Linked DNA regions of Homo sapiens: all the other regions are linked to region 3. A link is a contact called in ENCODE Hi-C or POLR2A ChIA-PET data. All regions are on one chromosome and are shown on one strand. The core of a region is the stretch at or near the end of the contact, and the rest is flanking DNA. Distances in the headings are between cores, read along the strand shown. Region 1 holds the start of ZNF584 (zinc finger protein 584). Region 2 holds the start of ZNF8-DT (ZNF8 divergent transcript). Region 3 holds the start of ZNF71 (zinc finger protein 71). Region 4 holds the start of ZNF211 (zinc finger protein 211).

Region 1 (3,716 bases), core at 167-2,666, 1.8 Mb after region 3:
TGAGTTTTTGAGAGTCCAGGCCAGGAGAGGCCAAAACACCATGACCCCAGCAAGCGAGAATAATCCTTACTCCAAGACAAACACAGACCTGCAAAAAATGAACATTCAGGGAAGGCTCCCAGGCAGGACCCAGTGGGCCCACACGCACCCATGTCAGTGCATGCAGTGCCTGGAATCTTACAGGAAGTGACCGAGCTGAACGTGACCAGCTGTGAAGATTCAGAGACTTCTGAGCCCCGATCTTGGCCACTCACGGCCCTTGGGTAGAATGTGTGGGGTGTCCACTCAGCCACTTGTTAGAGGAGGTGGCATGATCTGGGCCTCAGTGCCACGACCAACAGCGACTTCCAAGGGGAACATGGAAAGAACAGAGGAAAAAAACCAGAGTTGAGGCTGGGGAGAGTTATGGTGCCAGTGGTCTCACCCAGCACTGAGTGCAAAGTTCTCCAGCACCACTTCAGGTAGAAGCTCCTCTGGACCTTGCCTAAGAACTCCGTTCGTCCGGGAGGACGCAGGCCCACCTGCTCTAACATGAACGCGTCTGAATTCAGCGGAGGACACCCAGGAGCCCGGTTATTCTCCTGCCAGCGTCCTCCCCTGATGTGTCCCTGACCCCGTGCTCTGACGTACTCAGCCATGTACTCACTCTCCTCTCCCAGGCCCCCATACCTGAGATCACCATGGCCTGATATGGGGTAGACTACAAGCCTACCGTGCCTCAGCCATGTGCAGGGCGACCTGTCCCTGGCATCCACACCTGTGGCCCATACGTCGCCCGCATTGTGGGGCGCCGAAAACCCAACACAACTGAAACACAACTGCTGACCTTCCCCCTAAGCCGCCTCTAAACGAGGTCCCTCGGCCCCTGGTCCCAGCCGCTCTTTGAAGACTTGCCTGATGACAGGCATGTACCATGTTTTTGGCTGGGACATTTTTCTGAGCCTTGCTCCGGGCTCCGTAAAGCGGACACGGTGCCAGGGAGAGAATTTCGGGGCGGTTGCGGGCACAGGCGGGCTTCTGCGGAGGCCCTGGCGAACGCCCCCGCGCGGCGCGGTCCGATGGCCCCATGGGGCCGCCCCTCCACTGTGAGGTCACCGGGGTTCAGCAACATTCACTGCGGCTAGGACGCGTACAGGTCACTGAGGCAGAACTTCCCGATTCTCGCGCCTTCGTTCGTTTCTGCGGACCAGCGGAGACTCCTCCACACCGCCCACCGCCCAATGATCCCACTGCCGCAAACCGCCCCAAAGCCAGCGCCGAAAGCCGACGCCGGAAGCCCCGCCCCACGCAGGGCCCGCCCGAACGTTCCCGTTCCTGGGCCGCCATTGGCCAAGTCTGAACGGCCCCACGTCGAGGCTCCTTATGGGAAATGTAGTTCACGTCCCGCTTCAGGAGCTAGCGGCGCCCTCCCTTATCGCCTTGGCAACGACCCAGCCGCGCCGCGAGGAGAGCCGGGAATGGAGGTCGTGGCGTGAGGGGCGCCGAGCGAGGGGAGGCGCGGGCCACGGGAGTTCCGGGAGTTCCGGCGTTGCCCGGCAGTCCGCAGTCCTCGGCGGGAAGGCTGTCCCGGCGCCTCAGGCAGCTCTGCGTGGGCCGGGGTGACTTCCTCGCGATCCCCTGCGCGAGGTGAAGGGCAGGGACCTTTGCCGCGCCTTCCACGCGCCGTGCCCCACCGGCGAGTGGCTCCATCTTCCTCAGACTTATCGCTCGCGGACAGGCGCCGTGGGTCTCCCGGGCCTCCGTACCGTCCTCCTTCCCAGCGGCTCCGGGAAGCGGTTCCCTGTCTTCGGACGCATTTCACCCGCGCGGGGAGAGCTTCCCGGGAAGGTTCCACGGCGGCCGAGGGTTTCCGCGCCCGGGACGCGTTTCGGCTGAGGCCGTGGGTCCAGTCCACGGGTTCTGCCCGCACGGTCCAATGGCCGGGGAGGCGGAGGTGAGCAGAGGATGCCTCCGAGGAATGAGGGGGCCCACCAGGTGGGGGGCGGCGTGTGCCAGGGCAGAGTTGGAGGAGGGCAGGAGATCTGCGTATGATTCCAGGGGGAGGTCTTTGATGCACGGCTGGGGCATGCCCTTGGCAGTGGGAGCCATTGGAGATGTGCCGCAGGACTGGGACAGGATGGGGTCGTAGTTGCTGTGCCAGGCCCTCTGGAGACGCATGTGCAGAACGGCGTGTGGAAGGCCAGGCAATTGCCTATAGGGTAAACTGGGGACGTTGTGCTGGGGGTGTACAGTTTTAGGCATTCTGTTGTCCAGTTTTGTGCCTGTTGAGCAGGAGGCAAACTGGACCCTGGGACCAGGTACTTGAGACCTAAGGGAGAAGGATGAGCATAGGTTTGGTTGCGTCTGAGAGGTATGATCTCTGGGACTGGAATTGGCAGGCAGGAGATAGAGTGGAGCCTGTGCCCTTGGCCCTGCACATAGATGGCATCAGTCTGGTCACCAACCTGATGTCGCTTTGGGCTGGACACAGTTTCCAGTAGTAACACCAGAAGCATCAATAACACCAGCAGCTCTGATATTCCTCTGGGATAGGAGAAGGAAGGTATAAGGGTATGTGTAGGGAGTAAGGTGGGGAAGAGTTTAGAGCTCATAGGGAAAGATAATGTCAGGGGGAGATGTGATAGGACCCTGAGATACAGGTCAAGGGCCTGAATGTGTCCATCTGTCCATATTTTGGTTGTTTTTTTCTGCCCATCATTGACCCCAAGGCTCAGTTGGACCCATCATTGCAGGGCTTGGTGATGTTTGAGGATGTGACGGTATATTTCTCCAGGGAGGAGTGGGGGCTCCTTAATGTGACCCAGAAGGGCCTATACCGGGATGTGATGCTGGAGAACTTTGCACTCGTTAGCTCACTGGGTAAGTCTCTTACACTGTCCCCCAGCACACTGACTACCCCCTCATTTTCCCCATGCGAAGTTCTGTCCATAACGAAGCCAGACCATGGGGGCTCTTTCCTTCCCAGATTCCCTGTTGTAGGTATTGTGGGTGGTGGGACTCGGTGGTGGGACTCGGCGGTGTGCTCTTTCCCTGCCTTTCTCTGAGCAATGCTGTTGGCAGCCTCAACACCTCTTGCCCCAGGAGCTAGTGGAGCAGGTTTTGGGGGTCAGATGTTTCATAGTTTGCCCACCAAATCCCACCAAGCTCTGCCTTTTCCTGGCCATGTGACTCTCTTGAAGACATGGCTTCTCTGTGCTCTGGGTTTTGCCTCCCTACAAAAGAAATTTTACAGGGACCTCCCTGGGCCAGGCTTGAGCCATGAATTTTAATCAGAACGGTTTGGGAAATATATATATATATATATATATATATATATATATATATATGTGTATATATATATGTATATATATGTATATATATGTATATATATGTATATATATGTGTATATATGTGTATATATGTGTATATATATGTGTATATATGTGTATATATGTATATATGTGTATATATATGTATATATGTATATATATATGTATATATGTGTATATATATATGTATATATATATATGTGTGTATATATATATATATATGTATATATATATATAATTTTTTTTTTTTTTTTTTTTTTTTTTTTTTTGAGACAGAGCCTCACTCTGTTGCCCAGGCTGGAGTGCAGTGGCGCAATCTCGGCTCACCACAACCTCTGCCTCCAGGGTTCAAGCGATTCTCCTGCCTCAGTCTCCCGAGTAGCTGGGACTACAGGCTCGCGCCACCAT
Region 2 (3,789 bases), core at 1,060-3,559, 1.7 Mb after region 3:
AGTGAAGACATCTGTCAAAAGTCAGAATTTTATTTTTATTTTATTTTATTTTTGAGATGGAGTCTCACTCTGTCGCCCAGGCTGGAGTGCAGTGGCGCAATCTCAGCTAATCGCAACCTCCGCCTCCCAGTTTCAAGCGATTCTCCTGCCTCAGCCTCCTGAGTATCTGGGATTACAGGTGCCCGCCACCACACCTGGCTAATTTTTGTATTTGTATTAGAGACAAGGTTTCACCATGTTGGCCAGGGTGGTCTCAAACTCCTGACCTCAGGTGATCCACCCACCTCAGCCTCCCAAAGTGCTGGGATTCACTCACAGGCGTGAGCCACCACACCCAGCCAAAAGACAGAATTTTAACAAATTTGGTTAAAGATCGAATTGGCTTTTATTTGTGATTCATGAATCTGGGCAGCCTCCACTCTGCAAAACGGAATGAGAGCTCCCACGGGGCAAATGGTAGAATAGTGGTTTTTGTAAGATAGAGAAAAGGCTAATTAGTTAACACTAGGTTACTTTTCTTGTAAGGATTAAAGCAGAGGGGACTTCCTTATTATGCTGCTCAGGTAGACTGGAAATCTGGTTTGTTTAGGGATCTACCTGCTTAAAGTATCAGTCTGATTATGTGGCATTTAGCCTAAGTGACTCTGTCTTGGTTTGGTCTGGTCTCATGAGGCCTAGAGCAGGAGCTCAGTCCAAAACCATGTCCTCTCATAATTTTGTGTAACTTGCCTAACACCTGCTCCTTCTCAGGAACGAGGCCCAGCAAAAAGCAGAGACGGTACAGGGCCAGAAGGATCTGAGAGAGTGTGGCCAGCTTGAGCCCTCAGGAGTCGGCCAGAAGGATCTGAGAGAGTGTGGCCAGCTTGAGCCCCTCGGGAGTCAGCTCCTCCGTCCCCACTGGTAACGTCTTCACCCCTTCAACACGGTGTGAAGGGCCATGTCATGGTTGATCTTCAGTCCCTCAGACTACACCATCAGCCCCATGGGGGTGAGCAAATAACAAGTAACTATACTGTTCCCTGCTATGTGTCTGGCTCTTGGTAAAATTTAAAAAAGTTAAAAATTGTTGTGGTTTGAATGCAACATTTTTGAATGGAAATCTGCTTCCCCATTTTTCTTTTTTAATAACTTTTTATTTTTTTTTTGAGACGGAGTCTTGCTCTGTCACCCAGGCTGGAGTGCAGTGGCCTGACCTCGGCTCACGGCAACCTCCGCCTCCCAGGTTCAAGCGATTCTCCTGCCTCAGCCTCCCGAGAAGCTGGGACTACAGGTGCCCGCCACCACGCCGGGCTAATTTTTGTATTTTTAGTAGAGACGGGGTTTCACCATATTGGCCAGGTTGGTCTCGAGCTCCTGACATCGTGATCCACCCGCCTCGACTTCCCAAAGTGCTGGGATTATAGGCGTTAGCCACCGCGCCCGACCTTTAATAAACATTTTAATGGACTACAACAGACCCACAGAAAAAGACACATCACAAAGTGAACACCCACAGGGAGAAGCAATAGGGCTGTCAGAGGCATTCGACCCAGAGCGACTCCATTTTGAGTGAGGGCTAGGAAAATGAGGCTGGGCTGCATTCCCAGAAAAGTAGGTATTCCTAACCTCTAGATGTTTACGGTTAAGGGAACAAATTAATAATGGGTACTAAAACAGACCCAGACTTGGGAGTGTCCAGATATCCCGGTATCTAGAGAACAAAGGCATTCCTAATTTTGCTTTAAAAATAATATCGATTCTTGAAAAATACAGTAAGAAAATTAATCCTTTTTCACAAACCCTTGTAGCAGAGCACATCTCCCCAAAATCTATTTTTAGCCCAAATATACACAAGCATTGTACCTAGGGTGCATACGTTCCTCTTACTTTCAGGAACGTCCTACTGTCTATGGGGTAGCTGTTTCACAACTTTACTTTCTCAACAAACTTGCTTTTACTTTGCACTGCGGACTCGCCCTGAATTTTTTCTTGCGCGAGATCCAAGAACCCTCCCTTGGGGTCTGAATCGGACCCCTTTCCTGTAACACAACCACCGCTCCCAGCCTCCCCGCTTCCAGCCGCTAAGCCCAAAGTCTTTTATATGAACAAACCTCTAACTCGTCCTGTGACTTTGATGCGTGTGCGTTTTAGGCACCGGGGAGCAGAGGGTAAAGCGGCGCAGCTCCGGGCCTCCTCCCGCGCAAGTTCCCGAGAAGAGCAGGTCCGGCCCGCGCAGACGTGCACGGTCCCCAGCCATTAGGAGGAGCAGACGGTCCCCACCCCCACAATCAGTCATCTCTCGGGGTCCGCCCTTGCTTCCTGCCCACGAGTGAGGCCTCTGGTTGCCCGCAACCTAAGGGGCATCGCAGCCCCGAGCAACACCGCCCCCACCAGCCTTAGCTGAGTGCTCCCATTGGCCAGAGGCCAGCGGGTGGGGGCTCCCATTGGCCATCGGCCATAATGCTTCCATTGGTCGAAGGCCAGACCAGCGGAGACTCCCATTGGCCGAGGGCTGTGGTTCGCCGCACGGCCTACTGGGAGTTGTAGTCGCCGCGTCGCCGGTGCGGCCGCCATTGTCCGGCGTTCGGCGAGTCGGGTGGTCCCTTTGGCTGGAGTGCCTCTCTGGTCTGGGGATCACCTCAGGCGCTGTCCTTCACTGGGCGATCCAGCATGGACCCCGAGGACGAAGGGGTAGCGGGAGTGATGTCTGTGGGGCCGCCGGCGGCCCGGCTTCAGGTAACAATAACAACAATAACGACGGCGGCGGGCTCCGGGCAAGCGTCTCCCGCGCAGACTGACCCTTTCACCTCGCGGCGCGATGAGAGCGGCACCGCTGTTAATGCCCTTGACACGTGGGGAAACTCAGACGCGGGTCGGGGCGTGGTGACCGTCCTGGCTGGTCAGAGAGGGGGCCGGGATTCCAACCAGGCGCCTGGCCCCCGAATGCGCATGCTCCACGCGGCTCTGTCCTCCCCAGGGCTGGGGTCGGTCATTCCCGAGAGAATCGAGCAGGCCCATCTCCTGCGTTCTGCTCCGCCCCGCCGACACCCTTGCCCATTCCAGGAAGGTCTGTCCTCGTGTTGACTGATAACAGTAATTGTAGCGTTGGCCGGGTGCCCAGATGGCAAGAATCATCGAATAGAGATGCTTTAACGCGTGGAGTCAGCGGACACCCACCGGGACCCCAGCACCGCGGAGCCCCTGCCCTGGGGCTTGGGCACAACCTCTTGGGGGCAATGATGGGTCACCACGCACTGAGTGTGATGAGAGTGACCACCAGGGTCGTCCCCTGCGAGACTGTGGGAGAACTGCAGTGCAGGGCGGTCAGTGTTTGCAGGGCCATCTGGCCATCAGAGCTCCACTTTCTAGACAAAGTGGTTGCGGCCTGTGTTCTCCATAAAGCTGCCTCGCGTGGCAGGAAACAACAATAATTATCCTTCCTCAAGCTCTGCAACTTTGAAATTATACTTTTTTTTATTTTTTGTCGTTGGTTTGTTCATGGGGATTTGCATTATTTCAGATTTGGTACACAAAGTGAGACTTGATAATCTTAGGTTGCAGGTTTTCAGATGTGTGTTGCTCCAAATTTGCATGAAATGCTACCACGTTTTATTTTGTTCTTGCTGTGGATGGGGGACAAGGAATGAGTCGTAAGAAAGGCTTGAGAGAAAGTGTATTAGTTACCTGTTGCTGTGTAACTCAAAACTTCGTGACCTGGAACAACAATAAATATCTCACGAGTTCTGACAGGAGTAATGGAATGTCCTAGCTGGTGGTTCTGGTTCAGGCCCATGAAGTTACAGTGAAGAT
Region 3 (3,696 bases), core at 374-2,873:
CTTGGCTTTGTGGTTTACTATAGAAAAGGGTCTCAGCCAGGCATCTGGTTCCTACCTTTCCTCTTGTGTAAGCTCCCCTGTCTGTATTACCCAACTAATCTGGAAAGTAGCTTGGCTGTGAAGATTGTTTATAAATCATAAAATGTGGAGACCAGGGGTCAGAACAAAGGAAACTCACAACAAGGATTAATGCTTTTTTTCTTATATCTAAAGATATAGGGAATTGACATTTAAAGATCTAGTTGTTTTTTATTTGCAATTCTAGAATCCAGCCACACCTCCTTCTATAAAATAGAACTAGTGTTCTGGTGATCCAAGCAGAGGAATATGGCTTCATACACAGAAACGGGCTGAGGAAAGCAGAAACAGAGAACAAGAGTGGATGGGTCATTTCAAAGTTACTTTCCCTATCATGGTTAAAGCAAAGGGGATTTCTTTTATCATGCCTGCTAAACTGGCCTGTTTGGGACTTGGCTATTATCTCTCTCTTTCTCTCCTGAGAGGAGGTCAGGTAACAACTTAGTTGGAGTTGGTGGCCTGGAACTTCAGCATGAGTAGCTCCATTTCGATTTGATCTGTTGGGCCTAGTGCAGGAACTCAGTCCAAACCGATAGTCTCCTATACATTTTATTCTACACCTATGCTCATTTTCTTCTTTGCACATCTGTATGCTTAAAAAGTGTTCTTTAAAGATAAGCATGATTATCAGGTTTAAAGTTGCCTGGGATGGTCCCTCAGGCCAGTCCATTGGCTGGACTGCAGAAATGTCTGCAGCAGATGTGACACGCCTCTTTTATCCCCCTCATTTCTCTGCCTCCACCCATCCCTTGTCCTTTTCTGTTTTCCTTCCTCCCTCCTCCCTCTCCTTACCCATTCTTTCCTCTCTTCAGCCTGTCCTGCCCTCCCCAACTCGACTTCCTCTTTCTTTCCTCCTTTTCCCACCCTTTTCTTCTTCCTTATAGTCCTTTCCACCTTCTCATCCCCCTTTCCACCCTTTCTTCCTTCTCCTCCTTGCCGTCTCCATTCTCTTCCTTTCCTGCCTCCCTGCCCCTCCCTCCTCCCACCCGCTCCCTCTTCTTTCTGTTGGTTCCTCTCCTCTCTGACCTGTTCTTTTCCCTTAGTCTCTCCCCAGCCCTTCCTCCTTCCCCTCCATCCTTCTTCCAACCCCTCCTCCTTCTCCATCTCTTCTTCTTCCTCCCCAGCTCTCCTCCCCAAGTCCCTCTCCATCCTCTCTCTTCTCCCCGCTCCTCCCCATCCCTCCTCCCCTTCCATCCTTCTTCCCACCTCTCCTACTTCTTTTCTCCCTCCTCCCCCCTTCCCTCCTGTCCCTCCTCCTCGCCCCTCCTTTCCCTCCGTCTTTCTTTCCACCCTTCCTCCCTCCGTCTCTTCTCTCTCCTTCCCTTTCCCTGCCTCCTCCCCCTCAATCCTCCCTCTCGCCCCAGCCTCCTTGGCCGCGGAGTCCTCTGTGAGATGGAGGAGCTCAGTTGGCTCCGCTCGGCTCCACTCGGCTGGGCTCGGCTGAAAAAAGCCGGGGGGAGGTGGCGCGCGCGGGTTTCTGGGAAGCGTAGTCCGGCGCAGTCCGCGCAGGCGCACTGCCGTCGGGCGGGCCTAGCGGGCGCGGTCATTGTCCTGGCAGAGCGGCGAGCCGGTGAGTGTGGCTGCGGGGTCGCGCCCACCCTCTACCTGTGCCGGGGGCCGGAACCTGGCCCCGGGGAGGGCGCGGCCTCGGGGAGACGGCGTGCAGGCCCAGGTACGGGGAGTGCAGGGCTGGGTGCTGGTCCAGGGCGTGCGGGCGCAGGAGAGGGCGTGCAGGCCGGGACCGAGGTGCGCCTGGAGAGGCTGAGCGGCCGAGGAGAGGCTGAGGGGAAGCTGAGGGGCTAAGGAGAGGCTGACTGGAGGCTGAGGGGCTGAGGAGAGGCCGGGGCCAGGGAGGGAGAGGCGTGAGTGGGTTGGAGGTAGGAAAGTTGCATGAACACGAGGGCCATCCTGGGGGGAAGGTGGCCTGTGTGAGAGACAGGCAGTGCATATCATCCTGAGGATGAGGCTGTGTCTTTGTGGATATTGTGAATGTGTCTGTGTGTGTGTCTGTGTGGGTCTGTATGTGTGTGTGAGACAGATTGTGTCGTCCTGAGGGTATGGCTGTGTCTCTGGATATTGTGATTGTGTGTGTGTGTTTGTGTGTGTGTGTGTGTGTGTGTGTGTGTGTGTGTATGAGACAGAGAGAGAAACTGCGTGTCGTCCAGAGGCTGGGTCTGTGAATGAATGTGAATGTGTCCATGTATGTCCGTGTGGGTCATGTGTGGTAGCGTGTGTGTGTGTGTGTCCCACTTCTTCAGAGTCTTGGTCTCTCTGTGGAGCTGTGTCTCTCCAGGTCTCTGCCTATGCATGTGTGGTGATATCTCTGAGTGACTGCCTGTGTCCTTGTCTTTGGTGTTGTGGGTGTGTCAGCCTTGATCTCTGTCCATGAGTGTCTCTGTGGGAGGGTGCCCTCTGGGTGTCCACTATGTCTGCTCTTTCCATGCATGTCTCTTGGCATGAGTGTAGGGCTGTGTCTTTCCAGGGGCCAGTCCTGTCTGGATCTTTCCTATCTCTGTGTGTCCACCTGTGTCTAGAGTATTTCTTGATGTTTGCGTGTGACTCTGCAGGGGTGGGTGCGTCTGGGTGTGCCTCTTCCAAAGACTATATGCCTGGACAAGGGAGCCTAGCAGAGCCACTACCTTCTCACCCTACGCTTCTCCTAGTCTGCCTGCCCACAGTTCCCTGGCTTTTTCCTGCCCATAGAAGGCTCTGGAGGCGTAGGGGCCTGGGAGTGACAGGGGCCGGGTGGAGGAGGGGAAAAGGAAGGCTGTTTCTTCTGCCTCCCACAGGATCTTCTTAAAGTGGGATCAGACTCCCAAAGGGTCTCTGTGCCCTACTCTGTTCTGACCAAGGAGAGGTTGATTTGTTCAGGGAATGTGTATGCAGCCAGTGCTGGCCATTTATAGATGTCCCAGTAACTCTGAGGTAGAGACCATCATCATCCTTATCTTACAGATGGGGAAACTGAGTCTCAGACTAAGTGACTCACCCAAGGCTACCTCAGGCATCCAGGTTCCAGAGCCCCCACAATTAACCACCAGACAAATGGGAGATCCCTTTTTTCCCTTTCCGCTCAGCTGACACAAGGTTGCAGGATTTTCCCCGAGGGAATCCCCGCTTGGAAACAATGGAAATGGAAGAAAGGAAGGAAATGCCAAAAAGCTCAGAGGAAGAAGAATCCAGATCTAAGGCCAAACTGGGTTCAACAGCCACTGGCCATACTCTTGGGCAAGTCACTTCCAGGGCCGCTGCATGATTTTTAAGGGTACTTTGCCTTCATGGGCCCCTTGCTCCATTGTTTTTTTAAAGCACTAAAAATTACATTTTGTTATTTCATTAATAGGAAGACAAATGTAATCTAGGCTGGATTAGATATTTTCTTATGATTTTAAAAGAAATTAAGACCTTCCTATGGGCCCCTAAAGGTTTCATGGGCCCCATGCTCTGTGCCTACTGGGTAAGTGGGCTCTGGTCACTGCTGTGATCTGGCAAAATGGGCCAGTGTTCTTGACCTCACAGGACAGGGGTGAAAGAGACCACTATCTGCAAGGAATTTTTTTTTATATTAAATTGTGTTTCAAAAATGTTGATGGTAATATGAAGTTTCTACACCCAGGG
Region 4 (3,503 bases), core at 844-3,343, 1.0 Mb after region 3:
AGCCAGTTATGTCATTTTTCACTAGTTTCTCAGTTGATTACCTGAAAGTATGAATTTTTAAAGCACAATAGGATTCAGCAGTCTCAGGTAGGAAAAAGGTAACCTGGAAAGATCCCTGCATGTGAATGCACACACAGCTTTCAGGGATCTGAGGAAATTCAGCATGTGTAGGATATAGAGGAGATACATGGTAGGAGGTGAAGCAATATGTAATGGTTGGTTCTGTAATATAGGCCCAGCCAAGAACTCTAACCTTTTTCCTAAAAACAATGACAAGCCCATTGTGAGATCTAACCAGATGTACAATAGTAGTCATTCCACTTATAAATTTTTGTAGTAAATGTGTAAACAAATACATTATATATTTGATAAAATCATTTCACAACTTTTAATTTTATTTTATTTTACTGGTATTAATTTGTCCTAAAGGATCATTTTTATTGTGAAACGTAAAATTTGATCTATCTAATATATATAAAATGTATATGTGTACATTTAACAATGTGCATATATGTACCTTAAAATAATATAAACTTTCTGGGCGACGGAGTGAGGCCCTGTTTAAAATAATGATAATAATTTGATATTTTATGCATTAAAAACTTTTGTCTGGGCATGGTGACTCATGCTTGTAATCTCAGCAGTTTGGGAGGCTGAGGCAAGAAGATTGCATGGCCCTAGGAGTTTGAGACTAGCCTGGGCCCTATAGGGAGACTCCATTCCTACAATAATTTTTTTTTTAACTAGCCGGGTGTGGTGGTGTGCTTGTAGTGCCAGCTACTCAAGAGGCTGAGGTGGGAGGATCACTTGAGCCCAGGAAGTGGAGGCTGCAATGAGCTATGATTGTTCCACTGTACTCCAGCCTGGACAACAGAGTGAGACCCTGTCTCAAAAAAAAATTAAATGTTTTGATTATACAAGGAAAATGAACATTCATGTATTAAAGCTTCATGTTTTATGAACAAAACTGACTTTGCAGGCAGGAGAGCGTTTTCTGGGGGCACCAGAAGCAGGGAACTTCCCTTGTCCGTTGGCTTCAGGGCTGCCCACTATCCCTCCACTATCTTCCCATTGTAGCCCTGTCTGGTGTCTTTTGTCCCTGACAAAACCTACAAAAAGTGACTTTAACACTTCAGGCTGCATGCATTTGAAGAGCAATAAGATAACGTTTTTTCGCTTCCCACTACCAGTGGAGATCTGCTGGGGTGGGCTGCATGGAATCTGAAATGATGTCTAAATACTGAAGTGAACCTCTACACTAGAGACTGATATACAGCTGACCCTTAAACGACGCAGGGGTCAGGGATACCGACCCCTGCGGAATTGAAAATGCTTGTATTACTTTTGACTCCCCTAGGTCTTAACTACTAATAGCCAACTGTTGCCCGGAAGCCTTATGAAGTTGCCCGGAAGCCTTATGAATTACATAAACTCCCAGTCGATTAACACATTTTGTATGATATATGCATGATATATGCATAATATATATGATATATGCATTTTGTATGATATATGCATTATATATATTTTAGTATAAGAACTATACTTGTACTAAAACAGACCAGAGAAAGGGTATCAGGAAAATTGTAAGAGGCTCGTTGACATTACACCCAATTAAAAAAAGGAAAATAAAAGAATACGGAAGGGAAAATACATTTACTAATCATTAAGTGGAAGTGGATCATCATAAAGGTCTTCATCCTTGTGTTCTTCATGCTGGGCAAGAGAATGAGGTCTTGCTGTCTCTGGGGCAAGAGGTCGGGGAGCTGGAAGAGGCAGGAAAAGGAGCACACTCGAAGTAACGTTTATTGGGGAAAAAAAACGCCTACGTGTAAATGGACCCGCACAGCTCAAACCTGTGTTGTTCAAGTGTCAACCTACTTAAGACCTCAAACACCGAAGCCCCTCAGTCGCCCTGGAAGGCAGCAGACGCAGCTTCCTAGCGCTCCCAGCTGTCTGCACACAAGGCGCCCTCCGTCGCAGCCTGGGGGAGACTACATTACCCAGAAAGCCTTGCGTCGAGCGGCAGTACTTTGATCCAATGAAAATCCAAGACAGGGGCATTTCCGTGTGGGTCTACCCCCGCCCCCCCCAGGGCGGGACTTGTGGCGTCTTCGCAGCGGTCATTTTGGCTGCCCTCCCGGAGGTCCGTTCTGTCTGTCAGCCGCTTTGGTACGCTGCATCGGGATCGAAGTGACGGACCGTGAAGGCGCGAGAGTCAGGTCTGAGGGTCGGGGGCAGAGCCGCCCGCGAGGCCGGCCTGGGGATAGCGATGCTCGGGTTCCCCCCGGGTCGCCCGCAGCTCCCGGTCCAGCTCCGCCCACAGACTCGGATGGCGACCGCACTGAGGGACCCGGCTTCGGTGAGCGCTGCGATCTCCGGGCCTCCCCCGGCCGAGATTCTTAAGTCCCAAGTGAGAGGCACCAGCTCACGTCTCTGTAGCACAGGGTCGGGGACACTGAGGCTCGTGGGTGGGGCCCCTATTTCTGACATCCGATGTGGTGGGCAGGGGGACAAGGGACAGGACCGGCGCGTGCAGGGCTTGGACGGGCAACCGAGAAGGGGGCATTCAGGAACCTGGGCTCCACATTGTTACTGCAGGGAACAAAGTTTGAGAGAGATCTACCTTTATTCTTAGGGCCGTGGGAGCCATAGAGAGCTTGCGCAAACGAGAGACACCATCTGAGTTAAATTTGAAAAATCCTCTGCAGGCTGTTCAGTGGAAGAAAAGACTTTAGAGATGGATGAGGACGTTGAGGCAGAGGGAGGTTGAATATTTTTCCAAGGCCACACAACTGGTGAGAGGCAGCACTAAGGACCGAGGCGCACAGGTTAGACAGTCGACCCAAAGTTACGTGGCTCTGGGCCGGGGCAAGGGTACAGGGAAGGCCTGTGCCCATGGAGCACTGCCATGATCACATTCCTCTGAGGCCTGCGTCTTTCCACAGGTTCCCATAGCTACAGAGGTGCTTTTCAAACTTACACAGGTAAGTGGAGGTATCTCAGCCCCTCACTGGTCTGGAATGTCCCTCCACCCTCCCCAGACAGATATTTTCTTTAGATTTGTGGTGTCATGGGACTCACCTACCATTCTCTCAGCGTTTGGTTTGGGAACCCTGGAGAATCCCTGAGCTAAGGGCCCTGAGTCCAGGCCAATGTTTCCATTTGGAGCAGCCAATGGAAAGATGGGTGAAAATTTATGATAGAAACAGGTAGGTACCAGCTTTTGGAACTCCTTGGAGGTGAGGCTGAGCTGGTTCAGGGAACTGCAGGTTTCCTTTATTTCTGTGAAGTTTGGCATCTATTGTGAGGAAGTTGGAGTTTGGGATCAGAGGAGGGAGATTTATCTAACCCAAGTGTTGACAGGATACAGAGTGGAAAACAGAATGAACACAGTGACTAATGGGAATGTGAAGAGACAGCAGGGATCAATGACACCAAGGTCTGGTGTCTCTTCTGACTTGGGGATCTTGGGAGGAGAATGTATGGGGACATGGATTTTG

Evidence for each region. A loop is a pair of places that touch in the nucleus more often than their neighbours do. ChIA-PET counts read pairs that join two places held with the same protein, here RNA polymerase II (POLR2A). Pooled maps may share reads with other maps.
Region 1: a loop to region 3 is called in a pooled map, with 3 times the contacts of the local background. The contact joins the promoter of ZNF584 here to the promoter of ZNF71 in region 3. A Hi-C loop is called at or near these places in 1 of 50 pooled maps. POLR2A ChIA-PET finds 5 or more read pairs at or near these places in 2 of 52 experiments (A549 and naive thymus-derived CD8-positive, alpha-beta T cell).
Region 2: a loop to region 3 is called in a pooled map, with 10 times the contacts of the local background. The contact joins the promoter of ZNF8-DT here to the promoter of ZNF71 in region 3. A Hi-C loop is called at or near these places in 6 of 50 pooled maps.
Region 4: a pooled map shows a loop between it and region 3 (5-fold over the local background). The contact joins the promoter of ZNF211 here to the promoter of ZNF71 in region 3. A Hi-C loop is called at or near these places in 6 of 50 pooled maps.

The regions. Positions count from the first base shown.
Region 1 is chr19:58,407,233-58,410,948 of GRCh38, forward strand. ZNF584 (zinc finger protein 584) reads left to right here and starts at 1,417. Exons shown (of 4, transcript NM_173548.3): 1 at 1,417-1,933; 2 at 2,709-2,859. The coding sequence starts at 1,916. ZNF584-DT (ZNF584 divergent transcript) reads right to left here and starts at 1,231. Exons shown (of 1, transcript NR_186337.1): 1 at 1-1,231. RefSeq lists enhancers at 576-625, 604-1,249, 1,176-1,225 and a silencer at 1,486-1,545.
Region 2 is chr19:58,276,433-58,280,221 of GRCh38, forward strand. It overlaps ZNF8-DT (ZNF8 divergent transcript), which reads right to left and starts at 2,310. Exons shown (of 3, transcript NR_187495.1): 1 at 2,091-2,310. ZNF8 (zinc finger protein 8) reads left to right here and starts at 2,523. Exons shown (of 4, transcript NM_021089.3): 1 at 2,523-2,715. The coding sequence starts at 2,650. ZNF8-ERVK3-1 (ZNF8-ERVK3-1 readthrough (NMD candidate)) reads left to right here and starts at 2,534. Exons shown (of 7, transcript NR_144447.1): 1 at 2,534-3,789. It also overlaps a transcript of ZNF544 not described here. RefSeq lists enhancers at 2,599-2,648, 3,069-3,118.
Region 3 is chr19:56,593,679-56,597,374 of GRCh38, forward strand. It overlaps ZNF71 (zinc finger protein 71), which reads left to right and starts at 1,624. Exons shown (of 4, transcript NM_001370215.1): 1 at 1,624-1,750. ZNF71-SMIM17 (ZNF71-SMIM17 readthrough (NMD candidate)) reads left to right here and starts at 1,624. Exons shown (of 5, transcript NR_163263.1): 1 at 1,624-1,750. RefSeq lists a silencer at 1,586-1,975.
Region 4 is chr19:57,631,075-57,634,577 of GRCh38, forward strand. It overlaps ZNF211 (zinc finger protein 211), which reads left to right and starts at 2,094. Exons shown (of 4, transcript NM_006385.5): 1 at 2,094-2,362; 2 at 2,949-2,987. The coding sequence starts at 2,273. RefSeq lists enhancers at 1,694-1,783, 1,854-1,903 and a silencer at 2,344-2,413.